Linked DNA regions of Homo sapiens: region 1 is linked to region 2. A link is a loop called in an ENCODE intact Hi-C map of the cell type or tissue named here. Cell type or tissue: PC-3. All regions are shown on one strand. Each heading gives the region's core, and the rest is flanking DNA. Links, peaks and the distances in the headings are about the cores only. Region 1 overlaps TEX41 (testis expressed 41). Region 2 overlaps TEX41 (testis expressed 41).

The links. Peaks named below come from ENCODE experiments on the same cell type or tissue, not always from the same donor. Only the 100,000 strongest peaks of a DNase experiment are listed, where the experiment ranks them.
Region 1: a loop joins it to region 2, with 7 times the contacts of the local background. A loop is called at or near these places in 2 of 110 quality-filtered maps.

What each region holds. Positions count from the first base shown.
Region 1 is chr2:145,040,411-145,043,331 of GRCh38, forward strand. All of the region lies in intron 3 of TEX41 (testis expressed 41), which reads left to right. All of the region lies in intron 3 of LOC100505498 (a long non-coding RNA gene), which reads left to right. Among named protein-coding and RNA genes, the nearest start is that of LINC01966, 160 kb to the left of the region's middle. In PC-3, for the core only: no CTCF peak of the experiment used is centred there; a DNase peak (open chromatin) is centred at 1,501; H3K27ac peaks cover 1,328 bases.
Region 2 is chr2:144,942,471-144,945,391 of GRCh38, forward strand. The region is part of intron 3 of TEX41 (testis expressed 41); the gene reads left to right. Among named protein-coding and RNA genes, the nearest start is that of LINC01966, 62 kb to the left of the region's middle. In PC-3, for the core only: no CTCF peak of the experiment used is centred there; DNase peaks (open chromatin) are centred at 311, 431, 1,661, 2,391 and 1 weaker place; H3K4me3 peaks cover 1,733 bases; H3K27ac peaks cover 2,500 bases.

The sequences.
Region 1 (2,921 bases), core at 288-2,787, 98 kb after region 2:
AGACTTCTTCTTGGTGTTGAGAAAAGTCCATTTTGTTTGTTTTAAATTTTGTATTTTTTTCACATTGATCACTCAAAAGGGAAAAAGATACTAAATATTCATTCATATTTGGAATTTTTTAAATTGTAGAAGCAATCAGCAGTAGTTTAGTAAAAGAAATAAAAATGGATCTACGAATACCACTTCAGTCTTGTGCAATAGAGGAAAGTTTGAGTGATAAAGTTTGAATCTGTTGTGGACTGACATTTCTAAAGCAGTCACCATGAAGCATGACTCAAAAAGCAGATTTTAGCATAGACCACAAAATACATATTTATATTGTAGTTTTTTAAAAAACTATTTCTTATTGTTATGGGAACTTGTCCTGCCTTTGAAATTTTGAAAGAGAAAAAGTAGGAAGAAAGCAATCTTTTTTGAGGCATGTATTTTAGGTGTATGCAGAATTTTTTTTCTTAAATAAGGCTTGTTCCTTTCCTTCTTATATTTCTTTCTTTCATATTAATGTCTATAAGAGTCTTATTATTTCAGGAGTACAACAGAAACTTTTATTTTTTATTTTTAATTAATATATTTTTTTAAATTTTTATCTTTGAAACAGAGTCTTGCTCTGTCCCCCAGGCTGGAGTGCAGTGGTATGATCTTGGCTCACTACAACCTCTGCCTCCTGGGTTCAAGAGACTCTTCTGCCACAGCCTCCTGAGTAGCTAGGACTGCAGGTGCACACCACCACACTGGGCTAATTTTTATTTATTTATTTTTTTAATAAAAACGGGTTTTCACCATGTTGGCTAGGCTGGTCTTGAACTCCTGACCTCAAATCATCTCTCCATCTCGGCCTCCCAGAGTGCTGGGGTTACAGGCATGAGCTACCATGCCAAGCCCAATGGCAACTTTTATCACGACCTGAAAATTGTCACACTGTGGACTGGCTTTGTGAAAAATTAAGAAGATAGTGAATGAACTGGGCTCCTAGTCTTTCCCTTTTTCAGGACATAGGCCTTATCTCTGGAGGGGAACCTTGTCCAATGTTGCCATCAAGATCTGGTATGTCCAATGCTGCTAGTGGATTGAAATCTTGACCAGATTATTCATTACCTTGTTTTTTTCTTTCTACAACTTTTCCTTCTTCTTTCTTTCCTCATCTCTCCCCACCACACTTTCCTCTCCGATTCTACAGGTCTGCAACAACCAGAAACTTAGTCTTCACTAATTATGGCTCCAGGATTCTTGTGATTATTTTACTTTCCATTTAAATAGGATATAATTAATACCATTGAATATTCTGAGCATGTGGCTACTAATGGGTTTCTTTTTGCTCTTGAGAGAGAAACAAATATTGAAACCAGAAGCTGTTGGAGAGATTTGATCTTTTGAAAAAGATATAAAATTTGCTTACTCATATTTATAATTGTGACAAGACCTCTAGGAATCCATGCATTATGTCTTTTATGTGAGGAAAGCAGAGAATGTTTGTTTTGACTGCATTATAACCAAACACTATTAAACAAAGTTGAGTATATTCCTAGCTTCCCTATGCCAGACTAGGTAGTATCTTGTGGCCACTTGAAGGAATTTGGCCTTCACTTGAATGCAGTGGAAGTCACTGACATTTTACTGAGGAGAAGGGGGAAAAGACACAAGTGGTGAATATAGCTAGAATTTTCATTTTGGAAAGAGCAATCTGGATATGGTATGGAAAACCACATTGAATGTGAATGGCTACCTTTGATAGGAGGTTGCTGCAGTAGTCTAAGACAGAGAGGATGAGAGCTTGGACTGGGATGTCGGTAGAGGAAAGAAAAGAACAGAAAGGTGTCAATAAATGTTTTTCTATTATGGAATGGATATGGAGGAGTTTAAGAGAAGGCATGTGCAGAATGCCCCTGGCAACTGACTTGTGCATTGGTGTCCTGAGATGCCCTTCAATGGCGAAGGAGAGTGTTGCTGAGGAAGAAGGCCAGGATAGAAGGAAAACTGTGTGTTTCATTTTGACCTATTGCTTTTGAAATATCCAAGTGAAAGTATCCAGAGAGAAGTGGGATACAAGGCCTGGTGCTCAGAGGAGAGATCTAGACCACAGATATACAACAGTGAAACTTTGTGTGTGGTTCGTCATGGGGAATGAATAAGGCTGCCTAAGAAGAAGATAAAAGGAGGAGAAAAAAGCAACACAACCTGCCCAGGAAAATACAACATTGAAATGATGAAGAAGAAACAAATGTTGAAAAACGAAACCAATGGTCAGGGAGGCGGGAGGAAAAGAAGAAAGTATAATAGTATAAAAGTGGAGGAAAGAGAAGTTACAAGATGGAGGAAAATGAAAATAAAATGTATTACAGGCTCTGCTATCCTGAGGCAAAACTGATTTATATTTTTTGTTTCTTTGTGGGCTTTGTTAGAAGGACTTGCATATGCTACAAAAGCAAAAACAAAAAGCGAAAAAACTAAAATAAAAAAAACTAATGACATTATTCTAACGAGACAGATAAACAGAACTTGGTAGTGGAATCCAATGAGTAAGGCTTGTTCAGTGATTATTAGGTAATTGTGTCACAAATTAGCACCATGGATTTTTCCTTCAAAGCATTTAACATCAGTTGTAACTATAAATTTGCCTTCCTTTCTTCTTTCTCTCTTTTCCCCCTTCCCCTCCCCATGTTTTCTTTCATTGCAGGGACCTTGTCTGGTTTCTACCACTGTGTCCCCAGCATCTAGCATAGTGCCTGCAAAAGTATCCAGAAGGCATTCAATATTTGTAGAGAAACACACAAATGAATCTCAAATATGCAATAAAAAGAGAGAAGCTCTGGATTAGGGGGGAAAAAACAAAAACCTTATACTTCATCCTGCTCCGGATCATTTGGTTTTAAAATATCTAGGGCCTCTCTTTCTTAATACATAAAAGCATATGTCTTGACCAG
Region 2 (2,921 bases), core at 217-2,716:
TGTCATTCTCAGAGCATAGTAACATCTCCAGTTTCCTTACATCAAGTCCAGAATAACCCTTCTGTGAATTAAAAGCGCCATGCAAACTTGATATATTGATTTGACCTAATTTCCTTTTCCCAGCATTGGTTTATTCATTATGCTTTCCAGACTTTAGCTTTTGTTTTGTTTTTTATTCAATGGGAATTATTATTTAATTTGGGCTGCCTTATCTAGCAAAAATTCTTTCTCTATTACCCTCCCTCATTCCTTCTTCCTGCCCCAGAGTGCCGGTGATTCATTCTGAGTTTTTCAGTCTCAAGTGGAAGCATTTTTTTTCTTCTGTGCTATAGGTTGACTAAAAGAAATACCACTCACTTTGGGCTTCCTACTCTCCTTTCTCTTTTACCTTTTGGGTCCAAAATATGGAACACGGTCAATGAAAAGAGGTGGCCCAGAATAACTGCTTTCCAGGAAGCCATAAATCATGTGTGATTAAAGTAATTGGCAACAATAGAAAGAAAACATGTTCCTGCTTTGACTCTTTCATTTGCACATGAGAGGAAGCTGGTCACCATTTGAGATCACCATAGGTTTATGAGAGATAATGCTTTATTTGAATAGAAAAATGAAGCCTCTTACTTGTCCCTTGAGAATGTGGGGCTCAGCAAGTGATATTATATGGCCACGTCACCCTGCTGAAATGTTCGTTTATATGGCTTCTAAACGAGGGGTGCTTCGCCAGGGACTTTGACCCATGACTGTGCACATAGCTTTACCCCCTTGCCGTCTGGGTGATTGTGGCTATTTCCAATATGGGCAAGTGTTATATGATTATTTTATCTCTTACTGTAAAGCGTTTTGAGAGCCTTTGTATGAGAGGCAATATAAAAATAAATTGAATTGAACTATGGCTTCACCTCCTCACTTTTTAGTGCAGAAACCTTTAGAGCAAAAAGTGCAGAGCTGTGACAAAGGACAAGATTAAGACGATGTCAGGAAAATGGTTAGCTCTGGAGAGCCCTGACCCTGCAGGAGGAGTTTGAGACAGAGAGAGACAGAGAGAGACAGACAGAAAGAGAGAGAGAGAGTGAGAGAGTGTGTTTGTGTGTTTGTCACACTTTGGCTATGTGTTATTTAATGTCTCTGCACAACTAGAGAAAATCACATTTGTATTTTTATTAAGTTAGTCATTTTGAATCATGAGAGATACAGAATCTACCTGAAGCTAATGCATTTCTACTAAGACAAGGCTTGTTAATTATACAAATATATCTTTTACATAACATATTACGGTGCATTAAAAGCTGCCTGGTTAGTCTCTGAAGGGCCAAGGTCGGAACCACATCATCTAACTTTCAGAATCGACAACTGTAATAATTTTTCTTTTAAAATAAAATAATCTTGGCTTAGGGTAATAGGTTTTTCCTGCAGAAATATGATTTTGTGTTTTATGACACTGCATCAATACATTATTTTAATAAATGGCTCTTGGTTCACCAGAAGTGCTGTATTTTGACAATATCAGCCAACCTTTTCATTTGTTTAAGCAGGAAAAGTAGGGTGCCAAAATAAAGCTACTCCAGAAGAACATCTCAAGAATGTTTATGAAAACTGTTACAGCTACACTTATTAGAGTTAAAGCATAGTTCTAATTTGTCATGCAGAATTCCAGGGAAGTGAGTAATTTCTATATTTCTCTAAATGCCAGTGTTTCATATTTTGAGGTAACAATTTTGCTTGTAAATATGAAACTAGCAACATAGACTGCAATGTGACAAAATATATCAGAGATTCGTCATTATCTGGCAATAGTTGTTGGATGTGTTTGCTGCCATGCCACGAGGTTTCTTAGGAAAGTAAGTTGGGGAATGGAAAGATTTATCACCCCAAGTTATCTGACAATAGGCTTAATTTTAAAAAATTATTCAAATTATAATATTTCTCAGTGGTTAGGTCTTTGGGGGATGGCTTCCCCCACCCACTCCTCACAACCCAGAGCCTTCTCTAGCTTTCCTTGTTCCTGTCTCCATGGAGGCATTCTGAGACTCTGTAGCATTTTCATCCATAGAAGTTCAGGCTGATTTCAAGATTGTAACCACACTGACTGTTAAATTACCAAAATACAGAGAGAAAATATCTTCCTGTACCCGGAGTCTTGCTTACAACATTGCAGAGGGTGCTTTCCTCTGTAGATTTGTTGTTTATTACTCCTTTTTATCTAAAGCTCTCATCAATATTTTTGCATAGTGAGTCAGATTCTCCCAGGTATCCTGGGGATACATGGGAACATTATTATCTCCAGGCAGTAAATGGTCCCTCTGGGGCCTGAAACAATGAATACCCCTTCAAAGGTGCTTATTATCTTAGGATGGCATGGAGACACTAACAGTCATTCATTTTTGTGTCCATTCTGCTTTGTGGAACAATATGCTCTGGTTCAGAGAAGGGATGCTTCCCCACCCCAGAAAAAAGACAACAGATGAGTGTGTGTATATAATAGAATATATATATATGCATTTCTTTTTCAAGTGACTCATTTTTATACAGAATGCAGTTTAAACACAGAAGCAGGCAAAGAGCTCAGGAATGAGACGGGGGAGCGGCGTATTTTGCAATTTACTAAGTTATAGGTCCTAACAAGGCATTTGTATTTCCTCCCCCAGAATTGTATTTATTTCCTCTGTAGACCATGACTCCATTTCTTTCTTTCTTTTTTTTTTTTTTTGAGACAGAGTTCTTGCTCTGTCGCCCAGACTAGGGTGCAGAGGTGCGAACTCGGCTCACTGCAACCTCTGCTTCCCAGGTTCAAGCGATTCTCCTGCCTCAGCCTCCCGAATAGCTGGGATTACACGTCACCACACCTGGCTAATTTTTGTATTTTTAGTAGAGGCAGAGTTTCACAGTGTTAGCTAGGATGGTCTCGAGCTCCTGACCTTGTG